Regions from separate parts of the Homo sapiens genome. Here region 2 is linked to region 1. Evidence: chromatin contacts called from ENCODE Hi-C or POLR2A ChIA-PET data. All regions are on one chromosome and are shown on one strand. Each heading gives the region's core, a stretch centred on a gene start or an enhancer-like site at or near the end of the contact. The rest is flanking DNA. Distances are from core to core; before and after follow the strand shown. Region 1 has its middle 210 kb from the start of LINC00242. Region 2 holds the start of LOC285804 (a long non-coding RNA gene).

Region 1 (7,209 bases), core at 4,594-7,093:
CCCACATTTTCCTATCTTCTTTTGAGCTCTCCAAACTGTTCCAACCACTGCCTGTTACACAATTCCAAAGTCACTTCCACATTTTTGTGTATCCTTATAGCAGCACCCCACTCTCTGCAGTACAAGTTTACTATATTAGTCTGTTTTCATGCTCCTAATAAAGACATACTTGAGACTGGGTAATTTATAAATGAAAGAGGTTTAATTGACTCACAGTTTTGCATTGCTATGGAAGCCTTAGGAAACTTACAATCATGGCAGAAGGGGAAACAAACACATCCTTTTTCACATGATGGCAGGAAGAGGAAGTGCTGAGCAAAAGGGGGAAAGCCCCTCATAAAACCATCAGATCTTATGAGAACTCACTTCACAAAAACAGCAGCATGGGGGTAACCACCCCCATGATTAAGTTACCTCCCATTGGGTCCTTCCCAGAACACCATAGGGATGATGGGAACTACAATTCAAGATGAGATTTGGGTGGAGACACAGCTATACCATATCACTGGGGTCAAAGCTTCATAGACTGCTAACGCTTTGCTAGGCTGAGACCTACAGAGGCCAGGACCCACCCTGTGGGTCTGTGGGAGAGAACTCAGGGCTCTTCCTTGGTGACAAAACCATACAGCACAAAACCAGGGTCAGAGGTAAGAGGGGACCCATGACCCCCTGGCCTGGGTGTCTCAACCTGAAGATCAGGTCTTGCTTAGATGATCGCTACAGGGACAGTGCTGTACTGAGGCAGAAGGTACATTGTGGCTTCAGGGCTGACCCCGCCGCTGCACCAGCACACAGAGCCCTGCCTGGGTCTCTGCCTTCACCATCCTGAAAGTCTTAATGACCTCGGAACAAGGGGTCCTGCATTTTCATTTTGCACCAGGCTCTGAGAATTATGTAGCTGGTCCTGATCAGATTTCCTCTGTGCTGACAGAAAGCCCCAGTGGTGCAAAACTTAATTGAAAGAACAGACTAGACCAGCAGCTCTCAAGGGTGGAATTGTGCTCTGGGGGCACATTTGCCAATGTCTGGAGACATTTTTGGCTCTCTGTGCTGGTGCTGAGTAGGATGCAGCCAGGGATGCTGTGAAACTATCTACAAGGCACAGCAGTCTCCAGCAACAGAGTCATCCCGCTCCAAGTGTCAATACTGCTGAGGCTGAGGAACCCTGGGCTAGAGCAATGTATGCAGCCCAGGCAGCTGCAGGAACTGCTTATGAGTCCAATCAAAGGAGCCAGCGCTGTCCAGAGGAGGCTTCCCAGCACCAGGAGGGGCTGGAATTTAACCATAGTCTGGCAAAAAGAAGTCTTCCCAAGACACCAAACCCCGTACCCCTTTAGCCCTTCCTCCTGAGAGTACAGGCCATACATCAGACAAAACCTGCATTCTGCAGAAGGAACACCCTCTGTGACCGGGTGGGTTGCAGCATGGCTGAAACATGCATGCATTTGAAGAAGCGGCTGCCCACAGAGGTCATTCTGGAATCATACTGCAGACAGAGGCCGCGAGGCAGGGCCGTGAGGGCAGGGGAGGAAAACTCACCAAGTCTGGTGTCCTCTGCCATGATGTTAGAAATCAAACTTTTATGAGTGTGACAGGCAGATGGTCAAAACCACGCCGATGTGCCAGGTGTTTTAATGAGCCCGGTCTCCAAGTCAGCACGGCACCCCGGAGCGCAGCATTCCTGGAGTTACCTAGGTTACTCCACCGAGGCAGCCCTGGGCAGCGAGGCCTCAGGTGAAAACCTTGAAAAGCGGCTCAGGCATTAGCATGACAAAGAGCCGCCACCTGGGGCGGCTCTGGGCCCGGCCTCCTGGCTGCCAGGACAGACGCTGTTGTTGTTTGTCTTTTTGTTTTGTTCGTCTTAAAGAACATCCTGAAGATGTTTGCTGGGGCTGGTAACCAAGCAGCAAGAGTTTATGCTCAAAATAGACATTGTTTGTAATTTTTCACCCCAGTTACCCTAGAAATTTCTCAAATGATTTCTTTATAGCAGCAGACGCAGGACTCCATCCCACCCCCCACTGGCCCTGCTCCTTAGAGGGATAATGAGCTGGGCCCCCTCAGCCTCCTTCCCACTGATTACTGTTTATTAAGCGTCCGCGAGAAGCGGGGCCTGTTTTCCCTCAGCCTTTTTTATCTCCTAATGTGTGTGTGTGCCATGCAGATTAGGATAGGAAAATGCTAATTTACACTGCACAGCGAGCTGCTCAGAAAGCCAGATCTGCACAGACCCGTGAGCCCGGGGGCGGCGCAGGGGCGCCAGGAGACGCAGACTGGTGCCCCAGGCTCCAAGGCAGCAGACCTGGGGTAGTTGGTGTAGATGTGTTCAACCGCATTCAAGTGGTGCATTACTAGAAATGGGGCTGGTGTGGAAGAAGCTCCACGCACATCCTGTATTGGCACCGCTCAGCCAGCTGGGCTTCTCTGGTCACCATGGACACTCCAGGCTGGACAGGGTGCCTCTTAGGAACCTGTCTCCACTGCTCTGTCCCCCAGGCCTGCTAACTTGGTTGCTGGAGGGTCAGGGCTGCAGAGAGACCAGGGGTTCACTCAGGTTCTCAAGGTCACCTTCCTGGAACCCTTGAAGGAAGGGCAGCAGCTCCGGAGATGCTGGGACCCTGCATGTGATCTCCAGGGTAACTCCTTAACTGAAACCACTGAATGCTGCCTTCACACAGCGGAACTGAGTTTATGAGGCTTTCCATTTCAAGGAGGATGCAGCCATTGACCTTGTTAACTCACTGGAAGGTGGAGAGTCTCTGTTAGCTGAATCAAGGTTGAAAGAGAACAGCCACAGCTGGTGGAGGTAGAGGAGGACGAGACTGAGCTTAGGGTGTGTTACGAAACTGGCGTTTCTGGACACAAGCAGCCTCTGAGAGGCAATGGGGAATCAGAGCTGGGCAGCAAAGCGCAGCTCGCGCCTGCAGCACGAAATTTCCAGTGAAATGAAGACTCAGAGTCAGAACAGGCCGTGGAGACCATGTGGCCATGCTGTCTCGTCAGCGTACCTGAAGAAGATGAGCTACACCATGGCACTCAGAAGCCCTCCTCAGCTCCCAGGACTCTCCTGCGTGGGGACAGAGTGTCACTACTCCCGCCCACTCCCCAGGGGACATGTCTCGGGTCTCATTTCCGTTAAACTCACCTCCACCTAACTCCACCCCCGGCTCTGGGCTATTGCTTTGAGCTGTCAATTTTGTATTAGATATATAAGTAAGGTTTTGTCAACGAAACAAGTCAAACTCTGTAAAATATTTGAAGAGATTTATTCTGAGCCAAATGTGATTGCCCATGGCCCGTGACACAGCCCTCAGGAGGTCCTGAGAACACGTGCCCAAGGTGGTCGGGGCGCAGCTTAGTTTTGTAGATTTTAGAGAGACATGAGACTTCAATCAAATATATTTAAGACATACATTGGTTCAAGAAAGGCAGGACAATAAATTGATACAAATTGATTCTCATTTTGAATCCATATGTATACACTGCCTTTGTATTAAGAAGCTAATTGGTATATTGAAGGGAGGTTTCCAGGTTATAGGTAAATTAAAAATTTTTCTGGTTGACAATTGGTTGAGTTTATCTAAAGACCTGGGTTCAATAGGAAGGAACGTCTGGGTTAAGAAAAGTTCTTGTGGAAACCAAAGTTCTGATTGTGCAGAGGAAGCCTTCAGGTAACAGGCTTCAGAAAGAATAGATTGTAAATGTCTCTTATCAGACTTAAGGTCTGTTTGATGTTAATGCCAGAGAGGTATCATGAGTCCTGTCTGGCCCCCACTTCCCATCATGGCCTGAACCAGTCTTTCAGGTTAAATTTTAAGAGCACCCTGGCGGAGGAGGAAGTCCATTCAGATGATTGCATGGTGTGGTGCGGTGGGGCGGGGCTTGGAATTTTATTTTTGGTTTACAGTTTATTAAATCTGTGTTAATGCATTGAATTCAGGCCATAAAAATTTCTTTAAGACCGGGCACGGTGGCTCACGCCTGTAATCCCAGCACTTTGGGAGGCCAGCGTGGACAGATCACGAGGTCAGGAGATCAAGACCATCCTGGCTAACACGATGAAACCCCATCTCTACTAAAAATACAAAAAATTAGCCGGGTGTGGTAGTGGGCGCCTGTAGTTCCAGCTACTTGGGAGGCTGAGGCAGGAGAATGGCGTGAACCTGGGAGGCGGAGCTTGCAGTAAACCGAGATCTCGCCACTGCACTCCAGCCTGGGCGACAGAGTGACACTCCGTCTCAAGAAAAAAAAGAAGAAAAAAATTTCTTTAAAATTGGGGTTAATGTGCCACTTTCTCTTAGGTAAAGATGTAGCTATTTTGGAGAAATTTGAATGAATGCTCAGAACAGGTGAATCAGAGTGCAGCATCTTAAGGCTTACCTTCAGTTGCAATACAAGGCACCGACTTTTAAAATTTTTGATAGTTTAAAAGTTATCTGTAATCAAAAATATTTTGGCACCAAGCATGTTCCTTTCTTGTAACCTGTATTCTATGTTCAAAAAATCGTTGAATTCACATCCCCCAGAATAGAAACTCCATGAGAAGAACATTGCGGTTCTTATTGAGAGATGTCTTCTAGGCTCCTAAAATAGTGTCTGATACATAAACATCACTCGAGGAATATTGTTGGATGCATAAACATACCGGGCCCATGGCACATGCATGCACACCACACACAATGTGTTGTCTGCTCCATTAATACTTCCATTACTGGTATGCTGGGATGGTGTAAAGAGTGAACACAACCTGCCCAACACACTTTGTATAGATTTTTCTGGAATATAAGTGGCTCTTTGACTAATTCTAAAGTTTATTCTAAAAGAAATGTAGCTATAAAGTTGCTTCTCATATATAATCAAGTGAAAAGACTAGAACACACAGTAGGATCTAAGGTATGGTCGTAAATTGCTTTAAAAACATATCGACACACACTCCTAGAAGAACGTTGGAAGAATATGCACCCAAGTGTTGGCAGTCAAGATTTTCCCCTCATTCTGTATTTTTGTATTTATATTTTCTCATTTTGAATCAATACGATGCACTGCCTTTGTATTAAGAAGCTAATGGGTACTTTTTTCCTGGGGAGTGTGTTTGGTTTTAGAGCAGGAGTCATCATCTGCCAGGCGTCCGACTCCCCTGCGCTGCCTGCTGATGCTTCCCATCACACCCAGGGCCTGAGGGAGGAAGTGGGCTCCTGCAGCATGGTCAGGGCAGTGAGATGAGGCAGAAGCGGCACTGAGGGGATTCCCTGAGGGACTTGGGGAGGGTCTCCATGCATCCCGCCAAAGGTTGGCGCCTCCTGGGGTCTCGTCTGACCTCCCAGCACCAGGGATGGGGTGCCCCTGCTGGGACCTTGGAGCCTGGGCTCCCTGACGGCTTGCTCTATGTAGCTCAAGGCTCCCCCATTCCATTACTTTGAAAGGGAAAGGAGAGGGAATAAGGACAGAGGGAAGGAGGAGGGAGGGAGGAGGCAGGCGGGAGCTGAAACAACCTCCGGCAGCACATCTGTGGGTGCCAGGCCTCCGAATGCAGCGCTGAGTAAGACGAACTCCCAGCCTTCATGGAGGAGCAGATACCAACTGGCAATTTGCATGATTGATTATTTAGCCACAACTGTGATGAGTGCAACTGAGGACAGGCACAGGGCCTAAGGCGGTGCCCGAGAAGATGCCAGGCCGGGGCTGGGACCGGGCTGAGATCCGAGATTGGGAGGTCCAAGTGTGTCCTGAGTTGCTTATCTCTGCCTGCAGGAGTGTCTGTGAGAAAGAAAAAGGAACTGCAGGTTCCCTCCGTGAACTCCCATAGCCCTGCCCAGTGAGGACAGCCAGGCCTGGCCAACAGCCGGGCCAGCGCGTCTGCCCCCTGGAGCTCTCTCTTCCCTTCAAGCGGGGGCTGGCGGTGGGGAGGTCACAGGCCGGAGCACGAAGTCCTGGCTGCACAAGAGGCTTCCCTGAGGGAGGAAGCTGCTCCCTTCCACAAAGGTCTCTCCAAAGGACCTTCCTAATTTGCTGCTGGCGGAGAGACAAACAACACAGTGGCCATGCCAACTGGGGAGAGAGGCCAAATGGAAAGAAACTACAGGCCACACTGCAAGGTGGTGGGGAAGAGGGCTTTGGCTTGCTTGTCCTTATATGTGGTGAAAACTAGAGCGGCAGCTTTCATCAGGCCAAAGCAGGATGAAAAGGTCAGAGGGAGCATGGCACAGGACAGCATCTGACTGCCAGCAGATGAGCAATGAAGCCAGGATGCAAGAGGATGTGTATGCAGCGGCATTTGGGATGCGGAGAGAAGACGCAAGCCTGGGAAGCGCAAAGGGTTCCGGCCTCATCCATCACATCACCAAGTTCCTATTTTACCCTTGATTCTAAGCAGCAGCTAAATGAGCAGATTAAATACTTAGAAATGCCGCATTGTGGAGTGTGGAGGCCCAACGGCCAGCGAGGAGGCTATAAACAGAGTCAGTGAGAGACGAGGAGAAAACAGTTCTCTAGGAGGCGTCCTTCTCTTCTGCTTTGATGGTTGTGATACAAGCAGGCAGGAAGGATCCATGAGTGAAAGGCATATGTGAAATACAATTTTCAGTTTCCTTCTTTCACAACTGGGTAAAAATAATCATTCACCAAGACAGAGAACAGACAGGAGGAGGAGTCTACATAGGAATATGGTCATTATTGAAAACCGAGGCAAGGGAGAGTCAGTCGAGCTCCAAAGCCCAGACACACATGGGAGCACTGCTAGGAAAAACAGCAAAGTTGTTGAAGACCTAGCATCTACCTTGGCCCCACAACAGACACAGGAACAGCTCTGCCTCCTCGAGTTCTTCAGACTCAGACTGCAGTGCTCTTTGGAAGGAACTTTAGGTAAATACAGAACCAACAAGTCCATCGTCTACGTGTGTAGCTGTGGCTATGGGGCAGAAGATGGTCACTGATGGTGAGAGAGGGAACGGGCTGGTGGCAGGAAGGATCACAAAATGAGGCCTAGACCAATGTCCACATCATGGGATGCTGAGGTGGCCTCTCAGGCAACATCAGATGCAAAACAGATACCAGAATATTCACCCAGGTTGGATTCCTTAGGCCCCTCGTTCTGAAAGCAAAAGTGCTCAGATTCAGTCATGAGAGGGAATGTGAGGACACACTTGTGAGGACCAGGCACCTCACATGTTCAGAAGGTCGGAAAATAGCCTCTGAAAGGTGAATCCTGTG
Region 2 (7,423 bases), core at 4,795-7,294, 270 kb after region 1:
TCTAGGTTTCAGCAGATGATGACGAGTTAATCAGACAAATAAGCCATGGGGTAGGCAGGGGTTGTGGGTGCTGCTTCCTGGTCCCTCTGGCAAACCAGAAGGGAGCTGCCTCCCTGCGGTCCCCACCCTGTCTCCAAGCTTCCCAGCAGAGCCCCACATCCAGCAACTGGGCCCAGCTTTAACCAGACGGAGGAGCAGCCTGACGTCCTGCCAGCCCCAGAGACAGATGTGGGCACAGGAAGGGAAGGCAGGGAGGAGAGGAAGCCAATAAAAAGTGTTAGCATCCGTCAGGGTGACCCTTTGCAGAACCTGCGTCAGCCTGAGGACGCAGGGAAAGGCTGCGCGGGAGAAGCCGCTGTTAGCATCTGCCAGGGTGACCCTTTACAGAAACTGCGTCAGCCTGAGGACGCAGGGACAGGCTGTGCGGAGAAGCCGCTGTTAGCATCCGTCAGGGTGACCCTTTACAGAAACTGCGTCAGCCTGAGGACGCAGGGACAGGCTGTGCGGAGAAGCCGCTGGCCTTTGCCGCTTGAAAGCTGGGTCCCTGCGGCCTCCTCACCCCAGGGCTCCCTCAGAGAAATTCTCATAGAACCCCTAAGCAATACGCGGGGAAAGAACGGATGCCACCCGGAAGCATGCCGAGGAAGAGTCCATTCATGGGAACTTCCAGAGCCGGTCACAGAGGCCAGATCCACGATCAGGTGCATGGCAGGGGCTTGTCCGCAGGACCGGAACCTTGGTGAGCATCAGCGATGGGCACTGTGTTTCCCCAAGAGTGACCTGGGGTGCCTTCAGGCCAGGCGCAGCTTCTACTCCTCATTTATCTCCACCACGCAGAGCAACGTGCGGCACAGACGAAGCACTCAGGGAACATTTAAATGAGTCCGTGGGATGCACCTAAAAGAAATAGAGGTTTCCAAAGAATAAGCAGGTACAAGTTAGACCCCACAAAAAAGATAGGCAGGCAGGCATTTGTTAAGTCCATTTCATTTCACCCTAGGGTTTTAACATCAAAGTATCCCTGTAATGAAGAGGCATTTTGTTACCCAAATTCTCATGTTCTTCAAGAGGGAGTAGAAAGGAAAAAAAGATGAAAAGGGAGAAACAGTACAGCCCCTACCTTCAAACTTACTACCCCCACCATACACACACACAGACACACACACAGTAAATGACATGGATATTTATCCAGTCTGCCATAAGACACCTGGCCCCACCTTATAAATGAGGGAAGCCTGGGCCAGCACAGTGGCTCTCAACTATAAGCTCAGTCTTTGGGTGGTCAAGATGGGAGGCTCACTTGAGCCCAGGAGTTTGAGACTAGCCTGGGCAACATGGCAAAACCCCATCTCTCCAAAAAATACAAAAATTAGCTGGGCATGGTGGTGGCACATTCCTGTGGTTTCAGCTACTCAGGAGGTTGAGGTGGGAGGATCCCTTGAGTCTAGGAGTTCAAGGCTGCAGTGAGCTGAGATTGTGCCACTGCACCCCAGCCTGAGCAAAAGGAGTAAGACCCTGTCTCGAAAAAAAAAGAGGGAAGCTCGGTGCTGGGTATGTCAGAGATGGAAAGACTCTTTCCAGTCTTTATGTCTCATTGGACAACGTGAAGATTCAACTTCCAGGGCTGCTCAGTAGAGCCAAGTCTGGAAAACAAGCTCGTGGGCACCACATCACAAGCACGTTTTCCCTGGAGCCCGCGTTGTCACTACTGTATTCCCAACTCCACTCCGAGGGCCTTTCAGGGTGGAGGAGAGAGCTGTGGCCAAAGGCAGTGAGAGGCAGAACCCCCAGCCCAAAAGCCAGATTTCAGCCTCAGGGACGAGCCAGGGCTCACCACCCCCGCGACACCGCAGGCCTCTGTGCGGAGACTGTGCTCAGGCCCAGCGCTTGCGCTGGAGAAAAGGCGGAGACATTCAGAACCCAGGGGATTCCAGGCTGCCTTCTCCACAAGGGTCAGGTTTGTGGAGGAGAAAGGGGAAGATTCTCCACCCACCAGGCGCCTCCTGGACTGTCAAGAACTAACAGGGACTAGATCACCCGAAATAGCAGATCAAATTGAAACAGCATACTTAGCTTTTGGAACGAACCACGAAGCAGGCAGGAGGACCGGAGATTGCAACATACTGACCTTCCGAGTCCTGTTTGGGTCAGTTTGTTAAAATTAGTTTGTCCTCCCTGGAGACACGGCCAACGCAGCCTTTTCCGTGGCAGGAGTCCAAACACAGTCTCTGCTGCTCTCCACGCACGGCAATGGGAAGGCAGCCCTTTCCCCTCCATCACTCCGGGGAGCTCACGTGCGGACGGGGTCCTCTGTAGCATCTTTAAATTGGAGGTGACTTTGTACCGTTGGAGCCGGGGGCAGAGTCAGCAGTGACCTCAACAGTTAGGACCAGGATAAGTTCCTTCTGCTGAAAGAGGACGTTAAGATGAGAAGGGCTTGGCCGGGCGCGGTGTTTCACGCCTGCAATCGCAGCACTTTGGGAGGCCGAGACCATCCTGGCTAACACGGTGAAACCCAGTCTCTACTAAAAATACAAAAAATTAGCGGGGTGTGGTGGCGGGCGCCTGTGGTCCCAGCTGCTCGGGAGGCTGAGGCAGGAGAATGGCGTGAACCCGGGACGCGGAGCTTGCAGTGAGTCGAGATCGCGCCCCTGCACTCCAGCCTGGGCGACAGAGCGAGACTCCGTCTCAAAAAAAGAAAAAAAGAAATGCTTTTAGCGCACTTAGAGCATTTAGAGCAATGGGATGATTAATTCCATTTTCCATTTCGGGCCTCATCTCAAGTATTTTTATTTCTTTCTCTTCCTCACCTTCCTGCCACCATTTGTGGTGGCAAATGTGACATTTCACATTTACACCATTGTCCAGTTTCTCTAACAGCTTGACTTTCTGTGCTATAAACATAAACACTTCCCCTTTATCCCCTTTAACAAACTGCTGTCTCTCTAGGGGTATCTGCAGGCCTCTTTGACATTTTCAACATTAACTTTAAGCTACTGAGCAAAAAATGAGCAAAAAACCCAGTCAGGGCTAGAGTGTAATCATGACGAATAAACTGGGGGTTTCATGATATTTCTGACACCTGTTTGACTACAGAGACACTGAACTGTCCTCTGCCAGGTCCAGCCTGGGCTCTAGAGCCTGCGTCTGAGGCCCCTGCCCCACTCGTTGGGAGCAGCTCCAGGGCTCCCCCACCTCCCTTCCCTCTCCTGTTTCAAAAGTATTGACTTTGAGGATCAGAAATGGTCCTAACTGTTGCTTTTTCATTTTAACTAAAACTCTCAAATTTAGAGTGTTTTTCCCTTTTCAATACACCTTTTTAATATTGCTTTTTTTTTTTTTTTTAAGATGAAGTCTTGCTCTGTCCCCCAGGCTGGAGTGCAGTGGCGCAATCACAGCTCACTGAAGCCTCGGCCTCCTGGGCTCAAGCCGTCCTCCTGCCTCAGCCTCCTGAGTAGTTGGGACCACAGGTGCCACCAGCACACTCAGCTAATTCTTTTAAAATTTTTTTGTAGAGACAAGATCTAACTCTGTTGCTTATTGCATTTTTTTATTTCAAATGTTTATACCAAATTTTTTTCTAAGCTTCTAAGAAAGAGCTGAAATTCACAAAATCCAATTCATACTAATTCTAGAAGAAACAATACTTGCCCTTCTGCAGGTGAGCAATTCCTATTGTAAGCGTCTGACACCAGACGCCCTTCCCCCCTTCTTCCTTCCTTCCTCTCTCCCCCCACAGGTCAGGGTGGGACAGCGCAAGAGAGAAAGTTGGAGACACCACGAATCCCGTCACAAACACTCTTAGGCCACTTCCATAAAAGTGTAAGAGGTTCTAGGCATCAGGCTAAAGTACTGCTGTTGAGGTCCATAATGTCTACACCAGGGTGCCACTTGGGGGTTTGGCAAGGCAGGCTGAGGAGCAGGAAGTAGCAGATTCTGATCCTGTCTCTGAAAAGTGATTTTATTTGTTGAATATCCCAGCACTGAGCTGTGAATTAAGATTCACTAAAGGAATCAAGGTTCTTGTAAAATATCCAGGACCACAAAGCAGAGATATTTTTCCTTATGGTTCAATAATTTTAAAGTTCAAATTAACTTAAAACAGTAACATGCTTTTCGTGAATGGTGCTTTGACCATGGGTTTAGACACCGAGGAAGCAGAGGAAGTTGGTGCACAGGAAACAGCCTGGGAGGCCCTTGGCAGCTGAGGCACACGTCTGCACCTCTTGCCATGGAAGGTTGGCTTGTCTTCTAAAAATCGTATCCGAGGAAGATTCTACCACTTCCTCGATAAACCACTGACAGCCTTGAAGTTTTCTTCATGCCTCGATCCAACGAGAATGCCCTGTCCTGCAATTTTAGATGATTTCCTCTTACACTGACCTTATTTTCTTTGAGAACGTAATTAATGACATGAGTCTTGTCATTTTTCTTTTCTGTGCTTTAAAAAAAACAAAAGGTTCTGATGCTCATGTTGCAATACATTTTAAAATGCTGCTTCATTCTGCCTTCCTCAGGTACCTCACTCCGGATTCTATTAAAATCGTAATCTCTAGAAGATGGATTCAGCAAATGCCAGGCGTGGAGCCATGAATGTTTCCATAAGAAACAAGAAAAATAGAAAGAATGTGTGTTAGCCAGACGACACCTTGATGGCACCCCTGCCACCTCCCCAGCCCTCCTCAGTGGCAAAGTGATTTAGCTCAGTTGGGCTTCTCCAAAATGGAAATAGTCACTTGTTTGAGCAAATAAATGTAATGAAAGTTGTTCCGGAAAAATTCTAGTACTCTGCACTAATACATATCATCTTAAAAACTTATCTCTGAATTGTTTCCAAATGACAAATGTGTAAAGTTTCTAAGTACTTTTTGTTTCCTTATCCTTGTAGTGGAAGATACTACATTCAACACAGACGTACTGTGTGCCTCCTGCGTGTGAGGCCTGGTGCTCATGGCGCGTGTCCTTGCATGCAAAATTCTACTCTTCATCTTGACGTTTCTAGACATTCAGCTGTTCCTCAGGAAACGATTTACCTTCCCTCTGCCTTTTCTGTAAAATGCATGGACTGAGGAATTACTAATGCATAACACTTTGTTTGCTGGATACCAAGTAGACGCACTCTTACCATATACAGGGCTGTATCTAGGCAGCCAGTTATTAGAATAAAAACAGAATACTATGTTCATCCGCTCAGATAATCCCTGTGTTTGGCTTCATGTTATGGTTCGAAACTCCTAGTGACATTGGTAAGAGTGAACACGAGAATGAAGCTTCTTTCATGATGAAATGTCCTGAGTGTGTGTCTGTGTGTTCTCAAATTATAGCTCACATGGATAGAGAACGTTTTCTTGCTTCAGCCTCAAGTGGGGATTGGGTTGCAGTGGTGAACCAGGGCCAACACAGCCCGCCCTCTTTGAGGTTGCAGTCTCCTGGGACACACGCCCACTAAACAAACAGCTACACGAATTAATCATGCCACAGGGCAAACTGCAAGAGCACCATCACGTGCGGCAGGTAACCCAGGCGGGTCATTTTCGTGGCGGAAGAAGGTCACACTGGAAGTCACCAGACAGATGGAAGATCCCACTCAAAGTCGCAGAGTGGGGGCGGATGGAGAACCAGGCTGCCAGGGCGCTGGCTGGAGCCGAGCGGTAACAGACCCGTGGGAGAATAACGAAACGAGGCTCCAAGACAGGCGGGAGCCGGATGGTGCATGACCTGAGAGGCCAAGTCAAGGATTTTGAACTCCACGCTAAGAGCAGCCGGAAGCCGTTCGCTGGCGCCAGCTGAGCACATGCGCAGAACCGTGCCCTGAAAGGCACCGTCCCCTGCAGACGGGAGGAGGTGCTCCCAGCACTGCTGCAGACGCTGCCGTTTCCCTTTCAAGGACTCAGCAGAGTGGGCAATCACCTAGGCGCGCCACCAGCGAGCCTGAGACTCTGCTACCAGCGTCCTTGACCGGACTCCCGCTCTCCACCCAGTTTAATTGGCTTGCTTTTGGCCTTGTAAGATTTCTCATCTGCGATGTGCGTATGCAACCACAGCAAGCCTCCCTCAGATGCATTCTGCTGTGGGTCACGTCACAGACACGGCGGTCCATACACACCCGGAAACTGTCGTGTTTGCGTGTGCGTGTATTCACTGTATGGTCCGGCTTAATGCTTTTGCTTATGGGAAGTTTCAAACGTGTACGAAAGAGGAAAGAACACGGAAGTGAGCGCCCCCATGGGCCACTCCCAGCTGCAGCGACCCCCAGCAGTGCTCGTGGGACTCCCCGTGCCACCGTGCCCGCGGCGGGGGGCTCCGAATCAGTCCCAGGCCTCGTATTGTTTCATCCATAAATATTTCAGAATTTTCTCTAAAAGATAAGGTCTCTTTTTAAACTGAACAGTAATAACACATCACATCTAAACTATTTAGCAGGTGCACTTTAAAATCATGTGGATATCCCAGTCAGCGCTTACATGTCTCCAGTGGGTTCATAAAATTTTTAAACTGTTTGAAACAGGAACCAGATCCAGACGCTGCGATGGATTGATATGTCCGTGTCTCTTTGTATCTATGGGTTCCCCCTCACCATTTTCTTGTTTTTTCCTTGCAATTTATTTGGCTACAGAGTTCCCTGGATTCGGCTGCGCAGATGCGTGGGGCGTCGAGGAAGGAGTTTTCAGTCCCGTGTTTCCGTAACTGGTAATGAGACTGAGAGCTGTCATCGGATTCAAGCTCAATGTTCTTAGCAAAACACTTCTCCTCTTTGCTGGTGTTGCTGGCCTGGCATTTAACGTGCCCTTAATGCAAGGAGGAAATGCAAGCGGAGTCGGGTCTGAGGGGAGTGAGCGCCAGTGCCTCCGCGCAGCTCCTGCTACATCGGTCGCCCTCTTTCCATCCTGGGAACCGCTCAGCGCTTTGAGGTACGCGCAAGTTAAAAATGCAATCACTACCATAAGGAACCCGGGCTTAGCGGGGGGCAAAGCGGCAAATGAGGGGTCAGCCCACAGGGAGCCCGTGCGGTCCTGCTGAGCCAGCAGGCGGGACGCGCTTAGAGACGGGGCTGCCCACCGACGGGAAGCGGAGGAGCAGCTTCCGTGACTCCCACGCCCCGTCTGGGGCCATGTTGGCGTCAAACGGCGACAAAATCATGACAGCTGTGACCCACTGGGTACAAAATAACTCACAAGTCTACACTGACATGAATGAATGAATGAATGAATGAATGAATGAATGAATGAGGAACGCTCATTCTTTCTGCGGAAAGAACTAATAAATGCATGGGGGGATGGAATTAGAAAATCGCGGCTGCTTCATGCGCGTGCCTGCTCTTACCAAGTCACCTCATGATGGCCAGCAAGCAGCTTCCTGAGGGAGGAGAGGAACGGGCTGCTTCTCATGGATCCAGGGAAACCAAAGCCTTGAAAAGAGAAAC

The links. A loop is a pair of places that touch in the nucleus more often than their neighbours do. ChIA-PET counts read pairs that join two places held with the same protein, here RNA polymerase II (POLR2A). Pooled maps may share reads with other maps.
Region 2: a map of heart right ventricle shows a loop between it and region 1 (2.5-fold over the local background). The contact joins two enhancer-like sites. A Hi-C loop is called at or near these places in 1 of 168 maps with a recorded cell type or tissue (heart right ventricle) and 3 of 50 pooled maps. POLR2A ChIA-PET finds 5 or more read pairs at or near these places in 1 of 52 experiments (activated CD4-positive, alpha-beta T cell).

What each region holds. Positions count from the first base shown.
Region 1 is chr6:170,005,533-170,012,741 of GRCh38, forward strand. No RefSeq gene overlaps it. Among named protein-coding and RNA genes, the nearest start is that of LINC00242, 210 kb to the left of the region's middle. Within about 2 kb of position 5,844, at least 8 of the 41 ENCODE cell types and tissues checked have a DNase peak (open chromatin) inside an H3K27ac peak, as active enhancers do; they include heart right ventricle, where a contact is called at or near this core.
Region 2 is chr6:170,274,692-170,282,114 of GRCh38, forward strand. It overlaps LINC01624 (long intergenic non-protein coding RNA 1624), which reads left to right. Exons shown (of 2, transcript NR_104177.1): 1 at 1-739; 2 at 4,518-4,778. LOC285804 (a long non-coding RNA gene) reads right to left here and starts at 2,071. Exons shown (of 3, transcript NR_126021.1): 1 at 1,994-2,071; 2 at 640-897. Within about 2 kb of position 6,045, at least 23 of the 41 ENCODE cell types and tissues checked have a DNase peak (open chromatin) inside an H3K27ac peak, as active enhancers do; they include heart right ventricle, where a contact is called at or near this core.